Regions from separate parts of the Homo sapiens genome. Here all the other regions are linked to region 2. A link is an interaction called in ENCODE POLR2A ChIA-PET data of the cell type or tissue named here. Cell type or tissue: Panc1. All regions are shown on one strand. Region 1 overlaps FRS2 (fibroblast growth factor receptor substrate 2). Region 2 has its middle 95 kb from the start of TODL. Region 3 has its middle 24 kb from the start of LYZ.

What was found. ChIA-PET counts read pairs that join two places held together with the same protein. Peaks named below come from ENCODE experiments on the same cell type or tissue, not always from the same donor. Only the 100,000 strongest peaks of a DNase experiment are listed, where the experiment ranks them.
Region 1: POLR2A ChIA-PET joins it to region 2 with 14 read pairs; 1 of 35 experiments calls an interaction of 5 or more read pairs at or near these places.
Region 3: POLR2A ChIA-PET joins it to region 2 with 6 read pairs; 2 of 35 experiments call an interaction of 5 or more read pairs at or near these places.

What each region holds. Positions count from the first base shown.
Region 1 is chr12:69,500,407-69,504,406 of GRCh38, forward strand. All of the region lies in intron 1 of FRS2 (fibroblast growth factor receptor substrate 2), which reads left to right. Among named protein-coding and RNA genes, the nearest start is that of SNORA113, 13 kb to the right of the region's middle. In Panc1, no CTCF peak of the experiment used is centred here; a DNase peak (open chromatin) is centred at 2,165.
Region 2 is chr12:69,100,801-69,104,800 of GRCh38, forward strand. No RefSeq gene overlaps it. Among named protein-coding and RNA genes, the nearest start is that of TODL, 95 kb to the left of the region's middle. In Panc1, no CTCF peak of the experiment used is centred here; no DNase peak of the experiment used is centred here; H3K27ac peaks cover 2,116 bases.
Region 3 is chr12:69,322,586-69,326,585 of GRCh38, forward strand. No RefSeq gene overlaps it. Among named protein-coding and RNA genes, the nearest start is that of LYZ, 24 kb to the right of the region's middle. In Panc1, no CTCF peak of the experiment used is centred here; no DNase peak of the experiment used is centred here; H3K27me3 peaks cover 629 bases.

The DNA of each region.
Region 1 (4,000 bases), 400 kb after region 2:
CAGTGGGAATAGAGAGGAATTGATAAAATACCTTCTCAGTGTGTTAGGAAGTTTTATCTAGAATATAAATTAGTAAATGAAAATGTGGACAAGGTGCCTAACAATGATGAAGAAAATGCATTCTTAGATTTCAAATATAGTATCTATTAGAACATTTCTTTTGGTTATGATTCTGGTCTTATGATTGAGTCTTAGCAGGCTTATTTAATTCAACCATAATAATTCAGTAAATGACATTTGTAGATACAGGCTTAAACGTGAATTAGACTGTCATCTTTTTATATATGAACTGTCTCTAAAAAGGAAGAATTCCACCCCTTTTTAGATCCTACTTTGAGGGAATGTGATTATATATAATAGGGATAGGGAATAATTTTGAGGAATAGTTTTGTGAGTCATATACAAAGGTATGAACCAACACTGGTCACAGATGTGAAGTTCTTTTTACTTTTGGTGGATGGGGGAGGAATGAATGTATTAATGGTTTACTTGTGTTTTTGTTATCCTTAAAATGAAAATTTGTCCCTTAATTCTGAACACATTTTTGGAAGTTCTTTAAATTTATGCTGATTAAATCATTCTACTTTTCTGTGGATTATGCATAATAGTACTTTGTTGTTTTCTACATTATAAAATTAATTTTAAAGAATATCTAAGGGGAATGTATGTGCTTTCCCTGCCTTCTTTTCAAGCTGAATTGAGATGGTCCCAATTTAAGATGAACTTTTTCTGTTGAAAAAAGACTTGTTTAGGAATTGCCATCCTTAAAAAAAAAAAAATCATTGTATTGCTACATATGATGATTACAACCTCCCCCCTCCCCCTTTAAAAGAATGAGACAAGATATAAATAAATACGTAGTGTAATTGCCAGGACACAAAGCTCTGTAATGTACCTGAAGTACAGACTGCTCATGGCACCTAACCACCATTTTTAACAGTGATTCTGTGGGGGTGGAAAGACATTCGTGACTCCCGACCAACCAGTGAATCATTTTGGCATGTACCATGTTGAAGTTTGGAATAGAAATAATTGTTTCTAGCAGAAGAGATGTATTAGAATTAGATATCTCTTGCTGTTATCTGCTCTTGAATGTGCCAGAAATTGTATTCAGTAGAAGGTATAATTGTTAACATATTTCTTTTGCATTATATTAGGGCTTTTAAACTTAATTTTGAGCAACATTCAGTTTAGCATAACAAACAAATTAGATGTTAAGTGTTAGATTCACTGTAGAAATATGCTCCACTGCTCATCTGGAGATTTTTCTGGTTCTCAGTTTCTTCAAGCATATCAGGATTCTCGAACTCTGGAGGGTGTGGACGGTTGTGTGGAAAGAGGTGATGAATTGGCTGTATTACCTGAAAGTAAATTCCCCATCTTAATCAGTTGATGTTGGGATTTCATTATCATATTGTTTATTAAAACACCATTCTATTGTTGTTGATATATTTTCCAGGTTACAAGCATTCTTTACTAGACAGCATTAGCGTAGACATCTGTGGAAGCATGTGTGAAACAACTGTATGGAGAAACACCTATCTGTTTTTTTTGTTTTGTTTTTTTTGTTTTTTTGTGAGATGGAGCCTCCCTCTGTCACCCAGGCTGGAGTGCAGTGGTATGATCTCGGCTCACTGAAACCTCCGCCTTCTGGATTTAAGCAATTCTTCTGCCTCAGCTTCCTGAGTAGCTGGGTTTATAGGCACCTGCCACCACGCCCGGCTAATTTTTGTATTTTTAGTGGAGACGGGGTTTTACCGTGTTGGCCAGGCTGGTCTTGAACTCCTGAACTCAAGTGATCTGCCCACCTTGGCCTCCCAAAGTGCTGGTATTACAGGTGTGAACCACTGCACCTGGCTAACACCTATCTTTTGTATTAAAGGGACATCATTTATTAGAATGGACTTCACTGAATGCAGCTTTTCCAGTTGATAATGTAGTTATTCCAAGAAATCTTATATATAACACAGTTTACTGTGATTTTTTTAATTTTTAATTTTTTTTTTATTATAGAGTTGGGGTCTCACTGGTTGCCCAGGCTGGTGTCAAACTCCGAGGCTCGAGCGGTCTTCCCACCTCAGCCTCCCAAAGTGCTGGAATTATAGGTGTGAGTCACCATGCCCGGCCACTGTGATTTTTGGTTGATGACAGCTTATCCAGCAAATATTTATTGCATGCCTATGTGTCAGACATTTTTTAAGGTGCTCAGTATTCCGCAGAGAACAGGAGACATAATCTCTGTACGGATGGAGCTTTCATTATGATAAGTGAGAGGAGCAGCAAGCAAATTAATACATACAGTCTGGTAATTATAAATATGAGGGAAATGAATGCAGTGTGGTTTCAAAGCTATGTACCCCATTATGATGACCTTTCTTTAGTTTCCAGGCAAATTTATAGTCTGCCTCTGGTCTTCCTGTTGGAAGTGTTGCTGAAGCTAGAAGTAAATCTACCTACTCTAGCAGCAGCAGCAGCATCAGCATCAGCAGCAGCTGCCGCCTACAGCCTTTCCCTCCAAGGAGTCCCTTATTAATTTTGCTACATAACAAATTACCATAAATTCAGTGGCACCCACAGTTCTATACATCAAAAATCTGGATACATGTGGCTAGATTCTCTGCTCAGGATATCACAAGGTTGAAATCGAGGTGTCAGCTGGGATGATTTCTTGTCTATAGGCTCTGGCAAAGAATCCACTTCTAAGCTCATTCAGATTATTGGCAGAACTGAGTTCCTTGCAGCTGTAGGACTGACGTCTTGTTTCTTTGTTGGCTGTCAGCTGGGAGCCACTCTCAGCTTATAGATGCTGCCTTTATTCTTTGCCATATGCCCCCCCTCCATTTTGAAAGCCAGCTATGGAGAATATCGTTTTTGTCTAATCTCTCACCGACCAGTCTCTCTGACTTCTGTCTTCTAGACCCACGTTTGAAGGATTTTTGAGGTTAGTTCAGGATTATCCAGCTGGATAATCCCATTTTCTTAAAGTTAGCCTGATCATGAAAGTAAAATCCCATCATATTCATAGTCCTAGAGATTTTACAGGGTATATACATCATGGAGCAGGGATTTTGGATCTTAGAATTCTGCCTACTACTGACAGTCCCCATTGCATGGCTGCCAGTAAGTGATGCAGTCGCCTCTTGTGTGTGGTGTGTGAAGAGGAGCATTAGCAACCCTCCTTTGTACATCTGTCTATCACCAGAGACCATGAGCTTCTACGTGGTGGTAATGGAGATTCTTTTGGGCTGTGGAGAGGAGTTTGGGCAGTAGTTGGTAGGAACTGCTGAAGTTGTGAAATAGTGTCTTTGCATTTACCTCTTCAGTGCTAGGAGTAAGATGGGGAATGATGGCTTGGAGAAGAAAGCAGAGTGGAAGGGTAGGTTCTCATGCCCTACATCACCCCTGGGGTGCAGAGTTTAGCCATTTTATAGAAATGAGAACAACACCAGTGCTTTTATTTTTTAAATCCCAAATGAAAATTAGTATTAAATTGCTTTTACAGATTTTTAAAATTTGGCTGGGCCCGGTGGCTCATGCTTGTAATCCCAGCACTTTGGGAAGCCGAGGTGGGTGTATCAGTTGAGGTCAGGAATTTGAGACCAGCCTGTCCAACAAGGTGAAACCCCGTCTCTACTAAAAACACAGAATGTTTATTGCATGCCTATGTACCTGACAGTTTTTAAGGTGCTAAGTATTCAACAGAGAACAGGAGACATCTCTCTGTTCTGATGGAGCTTTCATTCCGATGAGTGAGACAAGCAGCAAGCAAATTAATAGATACAGCCTGGTAATTATAAATATGAGGGAAATGAATGCAGTGTGGTGGCAGGCACCTGTAATCCCAGCTATTCGGGAAGCTGAGGCAGGTGAATTGCTTGAACCCAGGAGGTGGAGGTTGCAGTGAGCCAAGATCATGCCAGTACACTCCAGCCTGGGTGACAGAATGAGACTCCATCTAAAAAAATAAATAAAAAGTTTTTAAGGGAATTTAAAGCATAGA
Region 2 (4,000 bases):
GGAGGCAGACGCTGCAGTGAGCCAAGATGGCACCATTGCACTCCAGCCTGGGCAACAAAATGGGACTCTATCTCAAAAAAAAAAAAAAACACATTGTGGAAAGATAGATACATCATGATATCATTTATACAAAAAGGAATACAAAACAAAATAGTTCCTTACGTACTGTGGGTACATACCAAGGGGTCTTCAAAAATTCATGGAAAATGCACTCATGAAAAAAACTATGCATGCATTTTAATTTTTTGGGGATCAAAATAAACTCATACTAACTTGTTATAATATGTCTAAACAGGATCTAGCCGATGCTCTAAGAAGGATAAGACATCAGTTTGAAAAGAGCCCTTACCTTTACCAGAATGAATTCTGCTAAAATTGAAGCAAAAACAGACATCAAATTTATGGTAAAGCGTGGATGGAAGAATGGTGAAATCATTAATGCTTTACAAAAAGTTTATGGAGACAATGCCCCCAAGGGAGTCATCTGTTCATAAAGGGATAATTTGTTTTAAGAAGGGAGGAGACAGTATTGAAAATGAATCCCATCATTTCAGTGGCAGACCATCCACATTAATTTGCAAGGAAAAAATTCATTTTGTTTGTGCCTTAACTGAAGAAGATAAACAATTAACAGCACAAACAATGGCCAACACCATAGACATCCCGACTTGTTCAGTTTACACAATTCTGACTGAAAATTTAAAGTTAAGCAAACTTTCCCTTCAATGAGTACCAAAACCATTGCACCCAGATCAGCTACAGATGAGAGCAGAGCTTTCAATGGAAACTGGAAACAAGTGGGATCAAGGTCCTGAAGCATTTCTTCGAAGAACTGTAACGTGAGATGAAACATGGCTCTACTGGTATGATCCTGAAGGCAAAGCCAATCAGAACAACAGCTACCAGTGGAAGCGGTCCAGTTAAAACAAAAGCAAAGGTCAAGAGCAACGGTCATGGCAACAGGTTTGGAGGATGCCCAAGGCATTTTGTTTGTTGACTTTCTGGAGGGCCAAAGAACAATAACATCTGCTTGCTATGATCATGTTTTGAGAAGGTTAGCCAAAGCTTTAGCAGAAAAATGCCCAGGAAAGCTTCAACAGAGAGTCCTTCTCCACCATCACAATGTTCCTGCTCATTTCTTTCGTCAAACAAGGGCAATTTTGTGAGCTCCCAAGGGATATTATCAGGCATCCACCTTACAGTCTGATTTGGCTCCTTCTGGTTTCTTTTTGTTTCCTAATCTTAAAACATCCTTAAAGGGCCCCTATTTTTCTTGAGTTAATAATGTGAAAAAGACTGCATAGACATGGTTAAGTTCCCAGGATTCTCAGTTCTTTAGGGAGGGACTAAATGGCTGGTATCATTGCTTACGAAAGTGTCTTGAACTTGATAGAGCTTATGTTAAGAAATAAAGTTTATATATTTTTTATTTTTATCTTTTAATTCAATTCTTCCACAAACTTATTGAAGTGCCCTCATATGTTTGTATGCAGATGCACAGAAAATACCTGGGAAGATTTACACTAAACTGACAGCAATGTTTTTGGCTGGTGAGAGGATAGGGTTGGGGGTGGAGAACAGGTGGTCCCTGGCAGGGTCTCCCGGTCAACACTGCATAACTCACAGGGCAAGGTAATCTCTGTGAACCTGTGTGACATTGTGGTCCTGCTCAAGGGATGCTTTAGCTTTATTTGTAATGTTTAGATTTTTTTTGTTGTTTTTTTTGTTTGTTTGTTTTACAAGCAAAGCATCTTACTTTTGCGATAAAAATAAACTGAATAAGGCTGGGTGCTGTGGCTCATGCCTGTAATCCCAGCACTTTATGAGGCCAAGGTGGGTGGATCACCTGAGGTCAGGAGTTCCAGACCAGCCTGGCCAACATGGTGAAACCCCATCTCTACTAAAAATACAAAAAATTAGCCGGACATGGTGGCACATGCCTGTAATCCCAGCTACTTGGGAGGCTGAGGCAGGAGAATCGCTTGAACCTGGGAGGTGGAGGTTGCAGTGAGCCAAGATTGCACCATTGCACTCCAGCCTGGGCAACAAGAGCAAAACTCTGTCTCAAAAACAAAAATAAACATACTGAATAACTACCAGTTAGTGGCTGGTAGTTATTCAATGTATTATCTCTTCCATGAGCATTGTGGTTTTATTATGGGTCAATTCTTAACTGCAAAGAATGAATATCTAATAAAGCTGTTCAGAGATCAAGGGAAGTGAAAGAGGAAGTCATGTGGATCAGGAAGGAGTCTCGGGGTTCTTGAAGTTGCCCATGTGAGCAATTGTTAGTGCTGACCATGCGTGTGCCCACAGAGTCAATAAGGTTTCCTAACGTGCCATGCTTTCCATAAATTAAACTAGATGATTGTTCTGATGCTGAAGCACTAGACAAGCTCCACAAGAAGATCCCTGTGACTCTCTGATTTCTTTCTCATTCAAACAAAAACAAAAGCCAGGCCTGGTGGAACATGCCTATAGTCCCAGCTACTTGGGAGAATGAGGTGGGAGGACTGCTTGAGCCCAGGAGTTTGAGGCTGCAGTAAGCTATGATCACACCAGCGCACTCCAGCTGGGTAAGAGAGCAAAACCCTATCTCAAAAAAAAAAAAAAAAAAAAGAAATTAAAATAAATAGTAATAATGGTAAATTTACCATGCCCTGGTTCTCCCCCATTTAAACACCCTATTACTGTATCTGGTTCTCTGTGTCTGTGGGCCATCTTCCTAAGAAGTTCCCTGGGCAGCCTCTCTTGAAGTTAGAAAGAAGCTATTACTTGCTAACGGTGAAGAGGTGGAAAGAATGAGTGGGGTGGGGTGGGGGAGATGGGAGATGGGGAATAACTGCCGGAAGATGAAAGAGAAAAATGCAGCGAGCGACTATATTCTGGCTTAGCCCCCTCCATAAAAGCCACAGTAAAACGTATGTCTCCATTTTCAGTTTTTACCATGAAGAATCATGTATGGTTTAGAATCAATAAAAGTAACACAAATATCTGAAGAGGACATATGTCTCTTGAATTTAGAAAACATTAAAGAAACAAAGCCATAGATTTGGGTCCTAAGTCACAGTGGTCACTTCAAGATGTAATTCTTCTTTTCTTTTTTTTTGAGACAGCGTCTCACTCTGTTGCTCAAGCTGGAGTGCAGTGGCACAATCACAGCTCACTGCAACCTCACCTCACAGGTTCAAGTGATTCTCGTGCCTCACCTTCCCAACTAGCTGGGAATATAGGCATGCTCCACCATACCTGGCTAATTTTTTTATTTTTGTAGAGATGGGGTCTCATTATGTTGCCCAGGCTGGTCTTAAACTCCTCAGCTCAAGTGATCCTCCTGCTTTGGCCTCCTAAAGTGCTAGAATTACAGGCATGAGACACCACAAGATGTAGTTCTTGTAAGACTTGGTTCTCATCATTAGCCACAGATTAGTCCAGGTTTGCCACAGTTCAGATTCAAAAGAAATGTACCCTGGCCACTCTATGAAACATATTTTATGCATTTTGCTGCATTAGAAATTAAGACAGTCCCCCACAGTAAGGCTTTAAAAAATGAAGCCTTAGGCATATACAAACAAAATGGAGTTTTGACGGGGTATTATTTAACACAGATAGTCTTCATTTTACAAAGAGATAGACAGGATTACAGAATATTAAAGCTAGAAGATATTTTGAACCATCAAGTCTTTTTACAGCTAAGGAAACTGAAGCTCAAGCTGAAGAAGCTGGATTTATTCAAAATTGCCTATGTAGTTCCAGGGACACTTAAAGAATCCTCGCTGATCTATTTATTCAGACAACAAATGTGCCTGGAGCATTTACAGTGTATTAGACAGTGTGCTAAACTCTCAGTAAATGCTAGCTTAGGTGCCCATGCAGGCATTACTGGTTGATCACCACACTCTTTTCTGCCTCAGAGCACTATCTACAAGGTGTTGCAAGTAGCCAATTGAAGTGAATCTTATTTGTGGTTCCTAGATTTAGGTATTTCTTTTAATTAGCT
Region 3 (4,000 bases), 220 kb after region 2:
TCCCCCCCCAACAAAGCTGGCCCCTTCCAGATGACTCTTATTTTCTAGTCCTGCCCCTGCCCTAACAGAATCTGGAAGGGCTCCCTCTTAATGGGGCTCTCAGCCTTACCCAGGCATGGTCCATCAAGATGTAGTTATGACAGGGAAAAACCAAGGCCTGGGTTATCCAGACAGAACTACTGAGAAAAAATCTTCCAGAAGCTGCTGAGATGAGAGAAAGACAGGAGTGATTATGGAAAAGACCACCACTCATGAAGCATGTAGTAATATGCCAGGAACTGAGACAATGTATTAATAATGACTTTCTGTGTTTCTGTAAGATGTCTGGTTTGACATCTTAGGAGCCCTACTGGCAGGGGAGGGACTGCTCCTTCCAGGGCTAGTTAATTCCTAGACACAGTAAATAACTTGCCTGGGAAAACACCTTTCATTTGCAACACAACAAATCCAAAGCCACACCCCCAAACCTTTGGGGGTCGTGGCTATATCTAACTATCACACACCAAGCCAATATTTGTCCTATCCTAAATCACCCCTGGGCCAGGTACCTAACAACTAGAGCCCATCCCTATAGTCCAGAGTCTGTGGAAATTATTCAAACTAGCAAATTTTAAACTATTTACTGTCTTGCTCCTTCCTTCTCATGGAAATCACAATAAAGTCTTTGAGCCATGCTTTCCTCCTGCTCCTATGCCTTCTAACTGACCCAGGTGCTTCCACATGTGGTCCTGAGTGGAATGGCATGTACCCTTCTCTAGATAACTGAATTACAATGAAATCTTCTTTCAATGACATTAGCCTCTCTCTGCAATCGCTCAGTCATCTCCAAAAGTGAAAATCCTACAAGTACAATCAAGACACATAGGCACTTTACATATGTAATCCCATCAAACTCTCACATCTTCTAGGAAACTGAGGCTCATTGAAGACCCTTCACAAGCTCCTACAGTTTTAGTGCAGAGCCAAAATTTAAGCTCAAGTTTTTTGGACTTTACAGCCTATGCTTTTTAAATTACAACACGACACTGAGTCCCTTGACCCCCCATTTGCCCTGTAAGTCCTCACCCTGGAGGGACTAGAAATCAAAAGTGTTGGATTATAATTCATCTAGGACCTTGCTATGGACTGAATTTTGTCCCCCTTCACTACACCCCCAAATTCATACGTCAAAGTCTTAACCCCCTATGTGAATATATTCGAGATGGAGTCTTTAAGTAGGTGATTAAGGTTAAATGAGGTCATAAGAGTGGAGCTCTGATTTAATAGAACTGGTACCCTTATAAGAAGAAGAAGAGATTCAGAACTCTTTCTTCACCATAGGAAGATACAGGGAGAAGGTGGCAGTCTGCAAAGCCAGGAAGAGAGCCCTTACAAGAACCTAATGATGCTAGTTCCGATCTCAGACTTCCAGCCTCTAAAACTGTGAGAAAATTAATTTCTGTTGTTTAAGCCACCCAGTCTGTGGTATTTTGATATGACAGCCCTGAGTTGACTAAGATAGCCCCTACCTCATTTCTATACCTTGGCCAATCACTTCTCTCTGAACGTTAGTTACTCATATAACCATAAACAGTTTTATTTGTAAAGGTACAATTCTCAAATTATTAAGACCAAATCTCAGTTCTGCTTCTGATTCTATTATAGAAAATCACAAAAGGGTGTCAATCTCATGCTAAAAATCAAAACAAGCCAGACATAATTTTTTTAAATGCTTCAGAGAACTGAAGGTCCAGGTATGGTGGCTACTAGGGCAGCTGAGGCCTGGAGTTCCAGACCAGCCTGAGCAAGATAGCGAGACTCTTACCTCTATAAGAAAGAAAGAGAGAAAGAAAATAAAGAAGGGACTAAAGACACAAAGGAATCTAGAAAGAAAAGAAACACAAACTCCAGAAAGTAGCCCTTATCTAGGAAAGATAAGACCCACAGCTGCTCTCATCACTGGAGCAAGAACAGGTTAGGGGAAAAAAAAAAACCATGGATGGGAATAATGAGAAATTAGCTAGTTTTTCACCAATATATAATAATGGGCTAGTGAAACAGATTAAATCCCAAAGATACCCAGCCACAGAGCAAGTCTGCATCCACTCATTCACTTTTTCCCGTGGGTCATTATACAACAGTAGTAGGTAAAAAGTTAGAAGGAGAGAAGAAAAGTTAAGAGAGATCCCCTGTTGGGGTGTGTGGAGTCTTCTGCAAGTTCATAGCTCTTTCTGGAGGCAAGGGAACAGGGAAGACGAGTGGAGAGAAATCCATCAGACGTACTCTAATGTCCAACTGTGAAAGTTGAGATAGGTCAGGAATCCTCACAAGCAATGCAGGCATTCAACTACCAAAGCCTAAAGACTTAGTAGGAAAGCTAAGAAACTCCTCTGAAACATTCTGGACCTTCATGGAGAGCAGAGAAGCTGTCCTCCAAAGGCCAGAGGGTGAGCAGCAAGGCTTCAAGAGACCTCTACACACACAAACAGGAGACTAGACTGAAAAACAAAGAAAACTCCCAGTAACCCATAACCTGACAGCTTGGCTGTGAAGCAGGAAGAGATTCCCCCAGGTGACATGGCTGGGAAGCACAGATGGATCTCTAGGATGTTGTTAATTCTCAGATCCCAGGCTCTGCTGAAGAGAAGCCCTCATTCTACTCCATAACACTTGAAGTCAGTGGTGAACAGAAACTAACTAAAACCACAACACAGTCAAACACAGCTCAACTACACATCAGATAGACTTAGTTCCATGCCAATAGCCTGACACAGAAGAGGAAGTGGATCTGGAGATGGTCTTTAATGGAAATCACCACCAAGAAAGAAATTTTTTTTTGAGATTACAGTTTTATCTCTTGTTTACTAAATGTAAATTGTGTGTTTGCATGTATGCATATATATGTGTGTGTATATATCCATATGCAAAAAAAAAAACTTGGGTCTATACATTGCACCATTTCACCATACATAAAAATTAACCCAAAATGGATCATAAACCTAAATGTGAAACATAAATCTATAAAACTTCTTAAAACAAACATAGTAGAAAATCTTTGGACCTTGGGTTGGGCAAAAATTTCTTAGATACAGCACCAAAAGCACAACCCATAAAAACAAATCAATAAATTGGACTTCATCAAAATTGAAAACTATTCTTCAAAAGACAATGTTAAGAGACTGAAAGACAACCCACAGGTCACAGACTATGAGAAAATATTTACAAAGCAAATATTTGATAAAGAATTTGTATCTAGTCTGGGCGTGGTGGCTCACGCCTGTAACCCCAGCACTTTGGGAGGCTGTGGTGGGTGGATCACCTGAGGTCAGGAGTTCAAGACCAGCCTGGCCAACATGGTGAAACCCTGTCTCTACTAAAAATACAAAAATTAGCTGGGCATGGTGGTGGGCACCTGTAATCCCAGCTACTGGGGAGGCTGAGGCAGGAGAATTGCTTGAACTGGGGAGGCAGAGGTTGCAGGGAGCCGAGATTGTGCCACTGCACTCCAGCCTGGGTGACAGAGCGAGACTCTGTCTCAAAAAAAAAGAAAAAAAAAAAGAATTTGTATCTAGAATATATAAAGAACTCTTAAAACTCAGTAATAAGAAAACAATGTTTTTTATGGGCAAAATATTTCAACAAACATTTTACCAAGTAACATATGTAGATGGCAAATGAGCCCATGAAAAAAATGTTCAACATCATTAGTCATTGGTGAAATGCAAATTAAAAGCAAAATGAGATACTATTGCATACCTATTAGAATGACTAAATTAAAAAGACTGACCGTATCATGTGTTGGCAAGGATATGGTGGAACCTGAACTCTCATATGCTGGTTTTACATATGAGACACATATGATTGTAAAATGGTAAAACCTTTGGGAAACAGTTTAACAGTTTCTTAAAAAGTTAAACATACACCTACTATGTGATCCAGACATTCTACTCCTAGGTATTTACCCAAGAGAAAGAAAATAGATGTCCCTACAAAGACTTGAGACACGAATGTTTGTAACAGC